Linked DNA regions of Homo sapiens: region 1 is linked to region 2. The links are chromatin loops, found by intact Hi-C in ENCODE. Cell type or tissue: MCF 10A. All regions are shown on one strand. Each heading gives the region's core, and the rest is flanking DNA. Links, peaks and the distances in the headings are about the cores only. Region 1 overlaps AJAP1 (adherens junctions associated protein 1). Region 2 has its middle 360 kb from the start of MIR4689.

Region 1 (2,912 bases), core at 309-2,808, 830 kb after region 2:
GCACTCGTCATGGCTCGACAACCTGGGCACTGGAGTGGGGAAACCAGGCAGTTTGCAGGGATCCAGCAGGAGCCTAGGCAGCATGCTTCCATGCCAGCAAGAACGCTGCTTCCAGTGAAAAGTAACAGGCTCACAAACCAGGTCACTGCCAGGGAAGCTCCCAGTTCACCGTACATGGGTGGGTCACAAGTTCCTTGTTACTGTGGGTCAGGGCTGATGTCATACTAAAAGGATCAATGTCGACTTGGGTATTTTTCAGTAGATCACATGGCTCAGCTCTGAGGTCCAGGAAAAGGGGAAAGGAAAAGGCACCAAGAATAAGATTCATCCCGGGGCAATTGCTTTAATCCACTCCCAAAATGGTTCATAATTCCTCTTTAGTGCAGAGCTGATAAAAAGTGCTGCTTCTCACTGAGCCTCCTCCCTGGGGATGTGTAAGGAGTAAAGACAGACCGGCTGCCACAGGCCCAGCGCTGTGAACAAGGTGCACAGGCATAGAGAGGCCTGTCTGCAATCTAGGATGAGATGGGGAAGGAGCCTGCATTGGCTCTGTTGCTGGGCAGCCACCTGTAAATGGTAGGGGGTCACCATCCTTCCAGCCCTGTGCAGGGCTGAGTGACATCCCCGTTTTTCAGATGAGAAAACTGAGGCTCAGAAAAACCATGGGAACTTCCAAAGATCACACAAATGCTGTAGCAGTGCCGTAACTAGGCAATTGTGGATAAAGCCCGTGTCCAAGAAGTGTTGATGCCTAGGTATGTCCCTCAAAGGATCAAAAACAGGGACCGAAACAGACACCTGTACATGTATGTTCACAGCAGCAATGTTCACAGCAGCCAAAAGGTGGAAACAACCCAAATGTCCATCAGTGGATGGACAGGCAAACAGCACGTAGCCTATCTGCAGTGTGGCACAGAATTCATCATAAAAAGGAGTGAAGTACTGATGCACGCTACAATGTGGGTGAACTAAAAAACATTATGCTAAGTGAAAGAAGCCAGACACAAAAGGTTACATATTGTATGATGTGGTTTGGCTGTGTCCCCATCCAAATCTCACCTTGAATTGTAATAATCCCCACAATCAAGGGCGGGACCAGGTGGAGGTCATTGGATCATGGGAGCGGTTTCCCTCATGCTGTTCTCGTGATAGTGAGTGAGTGCTCATGAGATCTGATGGTTTTATAAGCGCCTGGAATTTCCCCTGCTTGCACTCACTTCATCCTGCCGCCCTGTGAAGGTGCCTGCTTCTCCTTTGCCTTCTGCCATGATTGTAAGTTTGCTGAGGCCTCCCCAGCCATGCGGAACTGTGAGTCAATTAAACCTCTTCCTTTATAAATTACCCAGTCTCGGGCATTTCTTCATAGCAGTATAAGAATGTATTAATTGTATGATCTCATTTATATAAAATGTCCAAAACAGGCCATACTGAAGACACAGGAAGTAGGTAAGTGGTTTCCAGGGGGACGGGGAATGACTGCTAAAAGACATGGAGTTTCCTTTTAGGGTGATGAAAAGGTCTTGGAACTAAAGAATGGTGATGGTTGCACAACATTGTGAACACACGAAATGTCACTGAAGTTTACACTTTAAAATAGCTCATTTTATGTTATGTGAATTTCACTTCAATTTTAAAAGCAAGCTAAAAAAATGTTGGCTGAGTCTGACTCCTTCCTGTTGTCTGAATCTAGGTCCCTCTCATTGACTGACTCTGACTATCTCCTGTAAAATTCAAATTGCCCTGTGGCAACTGACATAAATTCTACCTACTTGTGACTCACTGGGAACACCAGAATTCCTACGTAAGGAATTGTCATGGACTTCAGTCTCTCACTGAAAATGAGGGAAAATAAAAGGCAGGCAGAGCCCGGCAAGAAAGCCTGGACAGTGAAGGCTCCACCCCGTGGGCATTAACCCTGGATGTGCCCCGTCTCCCAGGCAGGGGACCCCGGCTCCAGGATATGCACAACCTGCGGAAACAGAGATGGATGAGCCCCACACTCCCCAGGAATCCCCGTCCCAGGACTGAGCCACCAGAGCCTGAGTTACGGGCACACTCCTCTTGGAGTCCTCAGGCACCACTCTGCTGCCTTTGTATGACCTTAGGAAAGTTGCTTACTCCTGCTCTGCCTCAGTTTACCCATCTGTGAAATAAGGCTAATAATATTTCCTGACCTTGAAGGTCTGCTGAGAGATTTTGTTAATTACATTTTTAAACAGCTTTTCAGTTGATGAAGGAAAAAGTGCAGACATGTATTACTTGGGCATTTTAAAGTCAACTGATGCCTCACACCTACAACCTCACAACACACAGACACCCACAGACACACACACACACACACGCACACGCACACACACACACAGCACTGCTCTCTAAGCTACTTTAAGAAGAGGGCTTTTAGCTTCAAATACACAGGATTGGCCCCACACAAGGAGGAAGAAAGTTGCCACCCTAATGGCATTTTTTTTTTTGAGATAGAGTTTCACTCTGTCACCCAGGCTGCAGTGCAGTGGTGCGATCTCAGCTCACTGCAACCTCTGCCTCGCAGGTTCAAGCAATTCTCCTGTCTCAGCCTCTGACTAGCTGGGACTACAAGCATATACCACCACGCCTGGCTAATTTTTGTATTTTTAGTAGAGATGGGGTTTCATCATGTTGGCCAGGCTGGTCTTGAACTCCTGACCTCAAGTTTTCCTCCCGCCTCTACCTCCCAAAGTGCTGAGATTACAGGCATGAGCAAACACTCCTGGCCTTACCCTAACGGCATTCTTTAGGGAGGAATCCAACTTCCCCAAACGTCTTCCCCTTCCCACTTGAAACCTCCATGTTCACTCAGTGCTGTGGGCTCATTGCCTTGTGTCTCAGGGGCTCTTCCCAAAATTCAGACCCACAGCTTGGGTGGGACGATGACT
Region 2 (2,912 bases), core at 103-2,602:
GCCCTGGGAAGGGCCGTCCCTCCAGGATCAGCAAGGCACTAGAAGTCAAAGTGTCAGAACACAGAAAATTAAACTTCACGGTTAGTACAATTTTTTCTAATCTACCAGAGTGAGTGCAGAGCAAGAGGAAGCCATGAGTGTGCTGGGGTTTGAACCCTCTTGCAGCTGCTGTTATCAGGAGGAACAGGGGGAAGACACTGTCTTGAAATTAGAGTTTGTTGGCTGGTCGTGTAGGAGCCTCCGGGCCCCTCTTTGAACCTGCATGCTAATTCGGCGAGGAAGGCGATGAGTCTCAATTTGTAGACAAGGAAGGTCAGGAAGGAACTGCCCAAGGCCCCCAGCTCAGAGCAACTCAGGAAGACCCTGAGACACCATCTTCCCAGGGGAGCTGACCTCAGTGCTTCTGCCCTGGTCCACCCGGGCAGGATGCTGCGTGGTAGAATGCTTTTCTCAGGTACAAACCTCTGCCCTGGGATGAACTGCAGCTCTGACCACAGCGCTGTCTTGGCTGAAAAAGCCCTTGGTCCTTTGTCTCTCCTGATGTCACTTTGCCATTTGTCCTTTTATTTATTCTGTACATGTCCACTGTGCTGGCTCAGGCCAGACATCCTGCCTGCAGCCACCTGCACAGCCCTGGGCTGGAGAGATGCCTGTGAAGGCCTCTGCCTAGTTATGGCCAGTGTGGAGGTGGTTGCAGAGCAGGAGGTCCCAGCAAGCATTCAAGGGATTGCACCCCAGAGCTCCCGCCCCCGCCCCAGAGTGCAGATCACCCCCAGTGTCACTGACAGGTGGGAACAGATCTTAGTTCTGCACCAAAGTTAGAAGTCGTTCTGCTTTTTGTGCTTTCTTTTTTCTAGGCTTCTTTTGGGCACTGCTCAAATTCTCTGCCTCTGATTCACGACAGGGCAGCCATCTGTGCCAACAAGAAATCTGCGTCTTCGGGTGAAGGAGTTTTAGGAATAAATCCAAACAAAACTTTAAAAAAGTCACACTTAATCACACTTTCTCTTTGTATCTGGAGCCCAGCCCAAACACTGATTTGTAGCCCTTTAGTGCAACTCGGAATTTGCCGGATTATCCTTTGTATTTATGTAGCTCATAAGTCTCCCTTGACTGGTGGATGTCTCCATAAATACTCGGCGGCAGGAACGCTGCGAGTGTGGGCTTGCTTGCAATGGTGACTTTCATATTTCAAACACGGCTAAATTGAAGGAGATGGATTTGGGTCTGAGACGCCTCAGCGCATTCTGTAGTCTTACTTAGGCTCCTAGTTGCATACAACACGTTTGCTCTTTTCTTTCCCTTTTGGGACACACTGTGATCTTTCTGGATCTCCCATTGGCTGTGGGCTTCCTATGTCTCCAACAGGGATCTGCAGAGTATCTCCATTCATCCCCACTGGAACTCTCCGTAATCGGGATAGTCACTTCCATTTCAGAGGTGAGGACAGCAAGGTTTAGCAACAGTCAAGTGTCCAAGGTCACCCTGCTTGAGAGAATCAGGGATTTGAACCGTAGTTATTGTGACTCCGAGGCCCATGTTCTAAACCTCCATGCCACATATTTCATGCCTGAAACAAGAAAATGTCCAGGATGAGGCCAGGCCCAGGGTTGGATGCCTCCTGGCACTTTCTAGGGCCAACCCCGCATGCATGAGCTGGATTCCGATTTGGGATGTGGTGCAGGCCGTCGTGATGGGGCCGAGAGACGCACCACGGTGTCCCTGTCTGTGTCGGAGCAATTGCTTCCATGTACAGCCTGCTCAGGAAGGCAGGGCTGGCTTCCAGGAAGGAGAGGGTTCATGTGGCTGGGTAAATAGGTCCCGGCTTGTTTAAAGGACTGAGAATGAGGATGTCAGCCTCGGAGACAGAGACAGTAAGGCAGCACCTGCCGAATGACGTGAAGGGTGGGGGAAGTGGTGGGGTCGGAGGAAGACAGATGGCACCGTGAATAATGAAAAACCTGGATATTAACAGGGGAGAAGGGAAATACAAGGCTGACAGAAATGTCATTAAAAATAGATTGAGGCCATGGGAGGAGGGACAAGGCACAGAGAAATTCTTCAGAAAAGATGTTGCTTAAGAAAGGGGGGAAATGAAGCCTCAAACACCCATTTTCCCGGCTTGCCAAGTCAGCCTCTTATTGTAAATCCCAGTTAACTCCTCTGAAACAAGAGCAGGCTTGGAATGGAGGCTTGACTTCTGCCAGAGGCTGGGCGGCGGCTGGGACCGCTGGACATCAGGGGTGCTGGGACCTCGGCGCTGTAATGGACGGGTGGCTTACACTGTGCTCCAGGGCCAATTTTTGGAAAATTTTGACATTATACATAGTATCATTTCCAAAGGTAACTTCCGGAATACTCAGTTAATTAGGATAACCCTGGCCCAGTTATTTTTGGGGAAAACATGCTATTCTGGAGGAAGCATCTGCAAGATTTGTTTTTTTAAAAAAAACGGTTTCAGCAGAATAAAATTAGGCAAAATATTTTCTGCTCTGGAGAAATAGCTACAGGGATCCAAATGTGACCAAGAGCCTAACCACAGCTTCTCTTTCCATATGTTATGTTCATATCTATGTCTATTATACGTATACTTGCATACATAAATATACTTGCATGCATGGATAAATGCATAGACAGATGATAGACGAGTGCATAGATGCTTGGATAGATGCATAGCTAAATAGATAATGGATAAACAGATGGGTATATAGAGGAAGGCAGGTGCACAGACACCTAGATGCCTAGATAGACAGATAGATGTGTAAGTAGCTACACACATGCACGCACACACATGCACGTGTGCACACATGCACGCACACACATGCACGTGTGCACACATGCACGCACACACATGCACGCACACGCACACGCATGCACACACGCACACACATGCACGCACACACACATGCACG

What was found. Peaks named below come from ENCODE experiments on the same cell type or tissue, not always from the same donor. Only the 100,000 strongest peaks of a DNase experiment are listed, where the experiment ranks them.
Region 1: a loop joins it to region 2, with 9 times the contacts of the local background. A loop is called at or near these places in 5 of 110 quality-filtered maps.

The regions. Positions count from the first base shown.
Region 1 is chr1:4,667,773-4,670,684 of GRCh38, reverse strand. The region is part of intron 1 of AJAP1 (adherens junctions associated protein 1); the gene reads right to left. Among named protein-coding and RNA genes, the nearest start is that of AJAP1, 15 kb to the right of the region's middle. In MCF 10A, for the core only: no CTCF peak of the experiment used is centred there; DNase peaks (open chromatin) are centred at 1,484 and 1,744.
Region 2 is chr1:5,500,711-5,503,622 of GRCh38, reverse strand. No RefSeq gene overlaps it. Among named protein-coding and RNA genes, the nearest start is that of MIR4689, 360 kb to the left of the region's middle. RefSeq lists enhancers at 1,212-1,712, 1,713-2,213. In MCF 10A, for the core only: no CTCF peak of the experiment used is centred there; no DNase peak of the experiment used is centred there.